Regions from separate parts of the Mus musculus genome. Here region 2 is linked to region 1. Evidence: chromatin contacts called from ENCODE Hi-C or POLR2A ChIA-PET data. All regions are on one chromosome and are shown on one strand. The core of a region is the stretch at or near the end of the contact, and the rest is flanking DNA. Distances in the headings are between cores, read along the strand shown. Region 1 holds the start of Gtf2f1 (general transcription factor IIF, polypeptide 1). Region 2 holds the start of Slc25a23 (solute carrier family 25 (mitochondrial carrier; phosphate carrier), member 23).

Region 1 (5,300 bases), core at 425-2,924:
TAAAGTTATTACTATACATAGTCACCAGCCCAGGGTTAGGTCCCTGCCCCAGCCACCCAGAATCACCCACTTACCTGGTTCCAGGTAGCAAAGTTGACTTTATCGGCTGCATTAAAAGCCATTATGTTGTATCTTTTGGCTGTGTTCCTGGAATGGGCAAGAAACTATTCAATCTATTGATTATTCATTCAACAAATCTATGCTTTACACCCTTGGTTGTAGGTAATTCTGGGAACTCATAAAAGACTCCAGAGCAATGGTTCTAAAGCTCTGACCCTCTAATACATCTCCTCATGCTGCGGTGACCCAATCATAAAATTATTTTTGTTTAGTTCACAACTGTAAGCTATAAATGGTCATGTAAATATCTGTGTTTTCCGATGGTCTTAGGCAACCTGCAAGTTGAGAACCACGCTCTAGTTTTTCAGGGGTTTTGTTTTGTTTTGTTTTAAAGAATCAAGATCCATCTCATCCAACCCAACCCCATCAGATAAAGATCCACAGACACTAGGCTCTCTTACAGCATCACATACAGAAAGAGTGAGAGCGAGAGCAAGAGCGAGAGTGAGAGAGGAGAGACAAGAGAGAACATTCATACACATAGATAATAAATTAAATCTTCAAGAAACAAAGGGACCACCAGGCAGAGTTGGCACATGCCTTTAATCCCAGCACTTGGGAGGCAGAGGCAGGTGGATTTCTGAGTTCGAGGCCAGCCTGGTCTACAAGGTGAGTTCCAGGACAGCCAGGGCTACACAGAGAAACCCTGTCTCGAAAAACCAAAAGAGAAAAAAAGAAAAAAGGAACCAAAAGTGCGGAGGACCCCTATGTAGAAAGAAGGGCAGGCAGGCAAGGGTCTTAATGGATCTGAGTGGGTTCAAAGCCAGCCTGATCAAACCATCTGAACTACACAGTAAGACTCTTGTCTTCAAAATAAACAAAACTTAAGAGGGGGCTGGGTGTGGCTCGGTGGTGGAGTACTTGCCTAGCATGTACCCACCTAAAATAAAGTTAGAAGTTGAGGGACATGGCACTTGGCACAAAAAAACAGGATGTATACCACCTGTGACCAGTTTGGGGTTTTCTTTTATTTTGGGACAGGACCCGACTATGTAGCCCTGGCTGTCCTGGAACTCACTATACAGACCTGGCTGGCTGCGAACTCACAGAAATTCTCTTACATCTGCTTCCCAAGTGCTGAGATTAAAGGCAGTCACCATGTCTGACCTGACCCGTCTGACTCAGGGCAAAGTCACCGACCCCTGACATTAACTACCAAGGGGTAACTGTTACTGTGTCTTGGACGGGGTGGCAGGGGAACACAGGGCCGAGGTTCTGGAGTGTGGGTGGACGGGGACTTACTTGGGGACTCGGACGACGTACTCGGTGACATTCTGGCTGCTGGAGCCCTGCAAGAGAGCAGGGGTCTGTAAGGCGAGGAGAGGGCGCGGGGTCTGTTCTGCGACACCTCTGTCCCCACCTCATTCATACTCACTAGAGCCGCCATGGCCGTTGCTCAAGCTGCTCCCGGTCGGCCTGACGGGATGAACTTCGTTGTGTCCCTCGGCTCCAGGAAAGGGAAGGCACCTTTCCTGGTTGTCACGTTAGTGTGATGCTGTGCTTTGGATTTCCAAATCCTTAAGTCTCGGAGAATGCTGGAAGACGAGAAAAAGAGACCTAACTCTCTGCGCATGCGTTAGAGCCTGACCCGGAAGTTGAGCTGCCACACCGAGAAGAGCGCAGCCGCTGTAACTACTCTAGATCACCAGCTTCGGAGAGAAAGCCACCTTTTGGCGGCGTTCTCTGTTTATATACCACGGAAAAGTCACGTGTAGACACGCCCGTCGTGACGTCACGACGCAGGCACCGCGGAGCATCCTGGGTAGGGTGGAAATGGAGTCTCCTGGTAGACGCGAACTCGATCCTCTTGCGCAAGCGTAAATGTGTCCAAGAAGCGGGAACGGAGGCCGAGTTGCCATGGCAACCGAGGCCCACTCTGTGGGGTGGCTTCTTCGGCTCTTCTGGGGCGGGTCTGAGGTTCAGTTTTCTGTGTCCTGGGATATGGGGATCCCGAGGATCTTGCAAAATGAGTCCCTTGTGACGTAGAGCGGAGCCGGGGACTCGGTGCAGGGTGGAGACAGGGCCCCAGCGTACCCCGGCATTGCGGGCGGGATGGGTCTGTGCGAGTCCACGCTGCCCCAGCTGGGCAGAGCTTTGAGGCCCCAGGAGAAGGGTAACGACGTGGGGTGGTTGGTTTACATGGGCCAACGAAAGGGGGAGATGGGCAAGTATCCCCACTACCTGGGGGTGTACACCAACCCCTGCACGGAAGGAACGCATCTGCGCATGCTCCCACCTCACTGTTGGTTGATGCCTTTGGCATATAACTTGAGTAGAGGAGCCAGTGTCGGAAATGGAAAGTACTATTCTCTGGGGACAAATCAGAGAAAGGGAGCCTACGGGATGCAAAGGAGTTGGTTAAGCAGAGGGGCAAGGGAGGCACAGGCATTGAACTTGAGAGGAATGAGATAGGCTGATTCCATGACTGTCTTTGCATAAACAACTGACTCCACAGATGTGTCTAGTAGGGGAGGCATTCATTTCTCCGCCTTCAGGGAGTGCGCCTTAAGTTACAGAGGCTGGCTAGGAAGACCAAAGTGAACTGAAAGGGACAAAGAACGAGGGCTGACTGCGGAGGAGAGGAAAGGGCAGAGAGGTCTTATCCCAACTCAGAGGTTGTGTGACTAGAGGCACAAGCAGGCAGCATAGAAAGGACCGCATGGTGGGCGGAGCAGGGTGCTACTGGGTGAGTTTGAGGGCCCTCTTCTTTATCTGTAAAATGGGGTGATGGAGTCACTAAGGCACTTCATGGAGGTCTGTGCAAATGGCTCAGGAAAATCCCCACAGGGGGATGCTTCAACGTGAGTCCAGGATTTCTTATAGACTTGCACTAGTACCATCTTTCTTCCCTGAACACCATAGATATCCTGAGGTATCCCCTGATCATCTTCGTGGTGGGGGGGCCCGGCTGCGGGAAAGGGACCCAGTGCAGAAACATGGCTCTGAAATACGGCTTCTACCATGTGGAGCTGGGCCAGCTGCTGCGGGAGGAGGCTCAGAGAAGCACCCAGAGGGGACGGCAGATCCGGGACATCATGCAGAAGGGACTCCTGGTACCCACGGTGAGAGTTCACAGGAGTTCATGGGGTCACTCATGGCTGGACGGAGTCCCCAGGAAGCCAGGGTCTGCTGGCCCAGTGACTGCCTTGCAGCCCTAACCTGTTCTTATCTGACAGTGTTGTGGTGATGTAAGAGTTAAGGACACTGGCTGCTCCTGTCCAGAAGCTGGGTTTGCTTCCCAGCACCCAAATGACAGCTCACAACTATCTGTTAACTCTATTTCCAGGGTTTCCTGTACTCTCTTCTGGTCTTGCACACACTCACACATACATGTAAACAAACACTCACAAATCAAAAAAAAAAAAAAAAAAAAAAAGGTCACTGGCCTAGAATGCGCAAAGTCCTGGGTCCCATACCCAGCAGAAACTGGGTGCATGCTGGGCAAGGCACCCTTGACTACATAGACAGGCCAGTCTGTGCTACGGGCCAGAGATGGCACACTGGGTGAAGACATTTTGCGGCCAAGCCTCACAGCCTGAATTCAACCCCTGAACTGACTCCTGTGAATGAATGGCACATGTGCCATCCTTCTCCAACTAGATAAATGATAAAAGAGATCTAATAACCTTTTTTTAGATCGAATAAGAGTCTAGCCCAGCCAGGCAGTGGTGACACACATCTTTTATCCCAGCACTTGGGAAAGCAGAGGCAGAAGGATTTCTGTGAGTTTGAGGCCAGCCTGGTCTACAGAGTGAGTTCAAGGACAGCCAGCGACACACAGAAACCCTGTCTTAAACTAGCCCTCCCCCACAAACAAAAGATTCTAGCCTGGGATATGTCAGGGACTATATCAGGCATGGGGGAGGGAGTGACAAAGGAAGAGAGGAAAGGAGAGAGGGAAAAAGAAAGCCAGATGAAGTGACAAACACCTGTTATCCTTGGACCTGGAAGGCTGAGGCAGGAGAATGGGGAATTTGAGGTCAGCCTGGGTAACATAGACCCTATAAATAAGTTACTTAAACAAATCAGCTGCTGTACCCATAAACTGCACACCCACATATTCAGTGGATCCTACCGAAAATGTCCAGGAAGCAAATTGCTGAGAAGGGACATACTTCCTCCCCTACACAGCAAAGTAGAGACATTTATCTAGAATTAGATTGATGGTGTATCAGGTAATGTAAACTGGTAGAGTCTTAGAATATCTGATGGGCATAGTAGGACAAGCCTGTCACTCAGGAAGGTGGAGGCAAGAAGATTGGAAGTTCAGTTCAAGGTCATTGGACTTGGTCATTGGACCGTTCATCCCAACACTCAGGAGGCAGAGACAAGATATCTGAGTTTAAGGACAGTATAAGTTTCCAATGAGCCTGGCTATGTGAAACTCTTTCTCTAAAATAAAGTATGAGGAGTCTGAGAGCCTAGTTCAGAGAACAAGGGTTTGCCTAGCATTTTGTGAGGCCTTGTGCTCAGTATATGAGTGTAAAGGGGTTGGGGGTAAAGGAAAGAAAAAGAGCCAAGCACACAGGAGGCAGACCAGGGGAGTCTCCATTCAGGGCCAGCTTGGGCTCCATGCCTAGTTGCTGGGGAGGTGGCTCAGCTGCTACAGATACCTAGCTGCTCTGTAGACATGGGTTCAATTCTCAGGTGGCTCTCAGTGGCCTGTAAATCCAGCTCCAGGGGGTCCTACATGGCCTCTGGGGCCCCTGCATGCACCTGAAGATATCTACACATAGACATACACACAATCAGAAATGATTTCAAATTGTTTTTAAAAGCATGCAAGCAGAGAGGCAGCCAATGACTAGGATGCTGGGTGCTGTTTCCCTGTCTTACAAGAGGCCCACAGTGAATGGCCTTCACAGTCCCTGGCCTTTTTGGAGGGGTGGATCCTGAGTCCATGCCCTTTCCTTCCCAGGGTTTGATTCTGGACATGATCAGTGACAACTTGTTGTCTTATCCAAAGATCCGCGGCTTCCTCATCGATGGCTTCCCCAGAGAGCTGGAACAGGCCAAAGAGTTTGAGCGGATTGTGAGTGACCTGATCCCCTAGAGCCAGAGCACCCTTCAGGGTGTGCGCTACCTGAGTGGAGGTTTCAGACCACCCTTTCCCTACTCTCCATAAAACCCTAGTGGATGGATATGGGAGGACCTGAGGCTGGGAGCTAGGACCTTCCTTC
Region 2 (5,163 bases), core at 562-3,061, 49 kb after region 1:
CCGGCGCTTCGGGTTCTAACCCACTTGTCCATTCCCCAGCCTAGAGCCCATCTCACCATCTTGGTTCCGGTCAAGGCTGTGAAACATGAGCAGAAGGCGCTGCTCCCGTTCCTGCAGGTAGCGAGTAAACTCCTCCAGGCTGAGGCCACCATCAGGATCAGCATCCCAGTCAGAGGAGACACCCTAGCAGAGGAAAAAAGGGGACACAGGGACTCCAGCAGACTGCACCCCCACAGGGCGTGTGTGGGGAAGACAGCTAGAATATGCCTCATGCCTCAGGAGCTCAGAGCCCCAGTTCCTCATGGAAGGGAGCAGCCCCAGGCCATAAGAAGAATCTGCCTCTTGTCTCAGTCCCTAGGCAGACTGAGGACTCTACAGAGTCACAGAGGCAGTTCAAGGTCATAGTACTGGGAAGTGGCAACCTGGGGGCACTTTTTGGTCAATTTTGAGACACCTGTCTCATATAGCCCAGGCTAGCCTCACATTCTCTGTACTGTAGGACGAGACCTTGAACTCTGATTCTCTCTCATTCATTACCTTGTTTCCCAAATTTGCCCACCCAGATTTTCCTTATAAAATCCTGTCTCCTTGGCAGTCTTGTTGAGGAGTGTGTGTGTGTGTGTGTGTGTGTTTGTCCTGTTAGAAACAGTCGTGGTTCATATAAGGCCCAACAGCCATGGGGCCTCTTTATATTCCTATCCAAAAGTTGGACCTTAGACTCAAGGTCAACAAAAATGCAATAGGTCTGTTTTAGGGAAGGCTAGGGGCTCCATGTCCCCTGTCACACGGAGAAAGGGCCAGTTTTTGCTGCTCCCCACTGCCACCTCCCATACTGGAGCTAGAACCTAGGACCTTTGCACATGCCAGGAAAGCACTTTACTGCTAAACTGCACCCCTACCTCAAATTCCTTCCTAGACAGGTCAGACCCCAGTAGAAGCAGAGTGACCTCAGATGGACTGACTCCCTAGCTGGAGCAGCCTGGGGCAACTGGCCAGGTCCGGGAAAGAGCCGGCTGGCAGCAAATGTAAATAAGAGACTAGGAGAGCTGGCTAGGGGCTCTGTGTGTGCTCCAGCAAGGATGTGAAGTTGTGTTAGCTGCAGGTGGGAGCGGGTCACCCCTCGGATTGTGCACAGAGCAGAGGAGGGTTTGGCTCTGGGCCGTGGAGGGGAAAGCGTCCCGCTCTGCAGTCCATCCCCCCCAGTAGGCATCCCACAGGGGGTGGGGGAGGGGGCGGTGGGGGGGGGAGGGGCCGCTGGGTCCTGGCAACCGCAGCCACTGCAGGCCTGGAGCCTTGGCAGCCCTGTTTCGCGACGTCAGGCCAGACGCGGGTGGACAGAGGGAAGGGAACCTAGACAGAGGTGGTGGGGTCCAGCCAACAGGTAGCCTGTGGCTGCCGTAGCCGCGGCATTAAGGGGCACCGGTTACGGCGCGGGCGGATCCTGCCGCGGTGGTCGCTGCCCATAGTACCTGCTGTGCACGGTCCGGATCTCCCCTTCCCAGCCTGGCCAGCCCCTGGCGCAACTCGTGCACGTCCACGCGGCCGTCCTTGTTGCTGTCTAGTTCCTCGAACAGGCGACCCCAGCGCTGCCGCCGCTCCGCGTCGCTTGAGCCCCCCCGCATGGCGCCCGCCCAGGGGGGAGGGGAGGCCCCGCAGCGACGGCCTCGGCGGGGGCTTTCTGGCTCCCCCTCCCCCCCGGGGTCCCCACAAAGCCAGCTCCCGCGCCCACCCGCACCGCAGCCTCTTCAGTGCGGGGCCGAGCTCCGGCACTTGCTGGAAGTGATAAATGCTAGTCGTCCCCGCCCGCGCCAGAACTTGGTCTCCTCCTCCGACCCGCATTACTTGGGGGAGGGGGCTGGGGGCGGAGCAGGGGGCGTGGGGAAGCATTCTAGGAGGCTCTGGTTTTGCACATCTGACAGCGCATTCCTGGGACGGTAGGAGAGGCAACCGTCTTAGTACTCTGCTTGCCTCAGTTTACCCTTTTTTCCTTAAATGGTTTTGGTAGGGAATTGTCAGGAATTGGATTCGTAATCTTGTTCATTTACACCTTCCTCTCTAACGGATCACTTATCAGAAATTCAAGTTTTTGCTTCTCCCAGGTCTACGCAAAGAATTCTGAACCAGTTTAAAAGCTTCTTTCGCCCGCCTGCTCTAGTTAGATTCCCCAGTCGATGATAGAAACAGCAGATCAACAAAGAGGTGTGGGCTCCCTCCCCAACACTTCATTCCGCCCGCGCGCCTCCTTTTCTTGGTGACACTCGGAGAGAGAAACGCAAGGTCAACGAGCGGCGCGGCTGCAAAGTTAAATCCTTATTGGTCAATGCGCCCTAGCTGCGGCGGTCCGCTCTACCTAGGCGGGGCTTCCCGGTTGACCCGCCGCGGCCTCCTGTCCCGCAGCTCGCAGCCCGCTAGGCATTCTTAAAGGGGCCGCGCCCCAATTCAGACTCTCTGAAGGCTGCTCTTTGCAGACCTGCCTGGAAAGGGAGTCGCGGACCAGTATCTCCCGCGCCACTAAAGATAACGATCAGGAGGAGGGGCTCTGGAGGCGGGGCCTCAGCCGGCGGCTGTGGTTGCACCTGCTGAAGTCCCGCCCACAAGTTTCGGGTGCAGTTTTTCGTCTCACCGTCAGGGGGAAGGGCGTCCGTCTGACCGCGAATAATAAATAAGAGCTCACATTGAGTGCGTTGCGCATGCCAGAGCCCTTCACTCGCTGCTCAGTAACGAACCTACCCCAAACCCTGTGAGGTAGGTAGGTGACACTAGCTTTTCCCACGCTACAGTGGAGAAATCAAAAGCTTCAAATCTTAGTCTGGATTCCCATTTAGGGCCAGAGCAGAGATTTAAACAGAGTTTAAACCACCACTCCCAGGAAGGGACGACGCCTCATTTATTTATTTATTTATTTATTTATTTTTCTTGTTCAAAGACACAGTCTCTCTATGTAGCCACGGAATTTACTATGTAGACCGGGCTGATCTGGACCTCACAGAGCTCCACCTGGGATCTAAGGCGTATGCTACACTACAATGGGTGTTGTATATAGCCTTGTATGTGCTAGATAAACTAGCCACAGAACTCCAGCTGCAGCTCTATGGCTATTGTTGTTATTGTCCTTTTGAGCCAAGGTCTCTGTAGCCTCGCTGGCCTTGAATGTGCAGCAGTTCGCCTGCTTCGGAATCCCAGTTGCTGGGACGGCAATCACGTGCCATCATATCCGGTGCATGACCACCTTTTACCCAAAGATACATCCAGAGGTCATGCGGTCCCCACCCAAGCTGTGCCCATACATCTGTGGTGAACAGGTGAAAGTCCCACCCACTCCCTCTACCAGCTACCAGATGTTTCCATGCATAAGAGTTTCTGTGTGGGTGCCGTGGGACATCACTACTTCTGCGCAGACGCCCCAAATCCATGCTTCCTCACAGACACTTCCCTGGCAGGTGGACCTCATACGGATGTTCTTCAGTGTGGACATAAGGCCTTCCGTTAAGCTGGGCGAGATTCTGCACAGATCTTTGTCCGGTTTTTTTTTTTTTTTTTTTTTTTTTTAATACCGCACGGGTTTAATCTAAGCAGGTGTTCTGATTACACTCTGACTACAAGCCTACATGTATCTTTCTACAAAACTAGTCCTGTACAGGTTGGTTGATTTTTTTGGTTATGGGATGAAAATGGAACCCAGGGGTCTCAGGCATGCTAAGGAGGAATTCATGGCTGAGTAAGGGGCGATCCAATCACTAAGACATTCTTGGAAGGCGACCTTCACTAGGCCATTTAAGGCAGGGGTTCTGGCCCCGAGCCACGCTCCCAGCCCCTTTTACTTTTGAAATAGGGTTTATTCAGGCTGGCTTTGAACTTGGGGTCCTCCTGCCTCAGCCTCCAGAATACATTTAGAATACAGGTTAGCATTCCCAGGTCTGACTTCAGGGTGTGAGTTCTTCAGTGTTTCCCATCGGAGCCCGCCTCTTATAAGTGTGTATCTTTCTGGAGTGTCGCCACGCCCCCCGCCGGGGTATGCACCCCTGTGCTTACACCTGCTCATTTCCGCCCTCTGCGGTGCTCCGGGTCGCAATGGGGTTCCCGTTACAGGTGCTCTGGCGGCGCGGCCCCGCCCTCTTCGCCCCGCCCCTCTCAGCCAGGCTCAGGTGCACAAGCCGGAAGTGCGCTCTTTGCCCAGGTGGGTGACTAAACTTTCCGGGTCACGTGAGCGGGCGGGGCGGGTGGGATCTGGAGCGACCGGGTGAAGGACGGAGACTCGGGGTTCCAGCTGGGAACCCGGGATTGGGAACCTGAGCGAAGTCCCTCTCAGACGCTGGAGTCAGGTAGGGAGGCAGGGCGCGCAGCCTGTCCTGTCCCCACCTCCTCCTTCCCTTTTCCTGGCCCAAGAATGCGGTCGGGGAGTTAATCTTTAATCTCTGACCCTTGGCGCCGAGGGCGGGGAGCGCACTCCAAGATTGGGTTGCCTGTCGCTGGGCCCCGAGCCTGAGTCCAGCCCCTCACCCTATGCTGCGCCCTCTCCCCCCCACCCCGGTCTGGTCCCCAGGTCCTGGGTCGCAGGTGCCCTCCTCGACCCAAGATGCGGTAGGAATTGGCGCCTTGGGGAAGTCCTGTCCTTGGCGTCACCAACTCGTCGCCTAAACTCATGGCGACCCCAGGCCTGGGGGTGCTCTTGGCGTTTGGTTTGCCGATGCTGCCCTCCGGCTGGAGCCTAACAGGTAGGTACTGTCCGGGGCAGCGCTCGGGTGGGAGGAGGGTTCCCGGGTTGAACTCAGAAGTGCCGGGCATTTGCGACCCAGAGAGGGCGACAGGTCTGAGGAATGAGCTTGGAATGCGTTTGGAGACCAAGTTTGAAAGCTTCAGGGCTGAATTTCAAATTAGTTTAGCTGACCTGCGAACTTTTTTTTTTTCCAGTTTTTTTTTCTCCAGTTTTTTTTTTTTTTTCTTTTAACGTTGCTGAGGCTCGAACCAGCGTTTTTCTGAACGCTCCGTACCCGCAGCCTAGAATTCCTGAGTCCTTAAGTCTTGTGGAATTTAGGAGCTGGGGGTTGTTGGGCAGAGCCCAGAGGTGGAGGAGGGGAGGGAGAGCCTGGGCACCTGAGTCTGCATAGTTGAGAGTCTTAAGCAGTCAGGGGGACCTGGAGGGAGCCCAGCTGACAGGGCTGG

The links. Hi-C counts contacts between places; a loop is a spot of excess contacts on that map. ChIA-PET counts read pairs that join two places held with the same protein, here RNA polymerase II (POLR2A).
Region 2: a loop to region 1 is called in a map of left cerebral cortex, with 6 times the contacts of the local background. The contact joins the promoter of Slc25a23 here to the promoter of Gtf2f1 in region 1. A Hi-C loop is called at or near these places in 1 of 37 maps with a recorded cell type or tissue (left cerebral cortex). POLR2A ChIA-PET finds 5 or more read pairs at or near these places in 4 of 5 experiments (Patski and embryonic stem cell).

What each region holds. Positions count from the first base shown.
Region 1 is chr17:57,009,614-57,014,913 of GRCm38, forward strand. It overlaps Gtf2f1 (general transcription factor IIF, polypeptide 1), which reads right to left and starts at 1,675. Exons shown (of 13, transcript NM_133801.2): 1 at 1,496-1,675; 2 at 1,363-1,409; 3 at 75-147. The coding sequence starts at 1,507. It also overlaps the pseudogene Gm17949.
Region 2 is chr17:57,058,052-57,063,214 of GRCm38, forward strand. Slc25a23 (solute carrier family 25 (mitochondrial carrier; phosphate carrier), member 23) reads right to left here and starts at 1,812. Exons shown (of 10, transcript NM_025877.4): 1 at 1,470-1,812; 2 at 57-183. The coding sequence starts at 1,622. Crb3 (crumbs family member 3) reads left to right here and starts at 4,180. Exons shown (of 4, transcript NM_177638.5): 1 at 4,180-4,322; 2 at 4,544-4,715. The coding sequence starts at 4,643.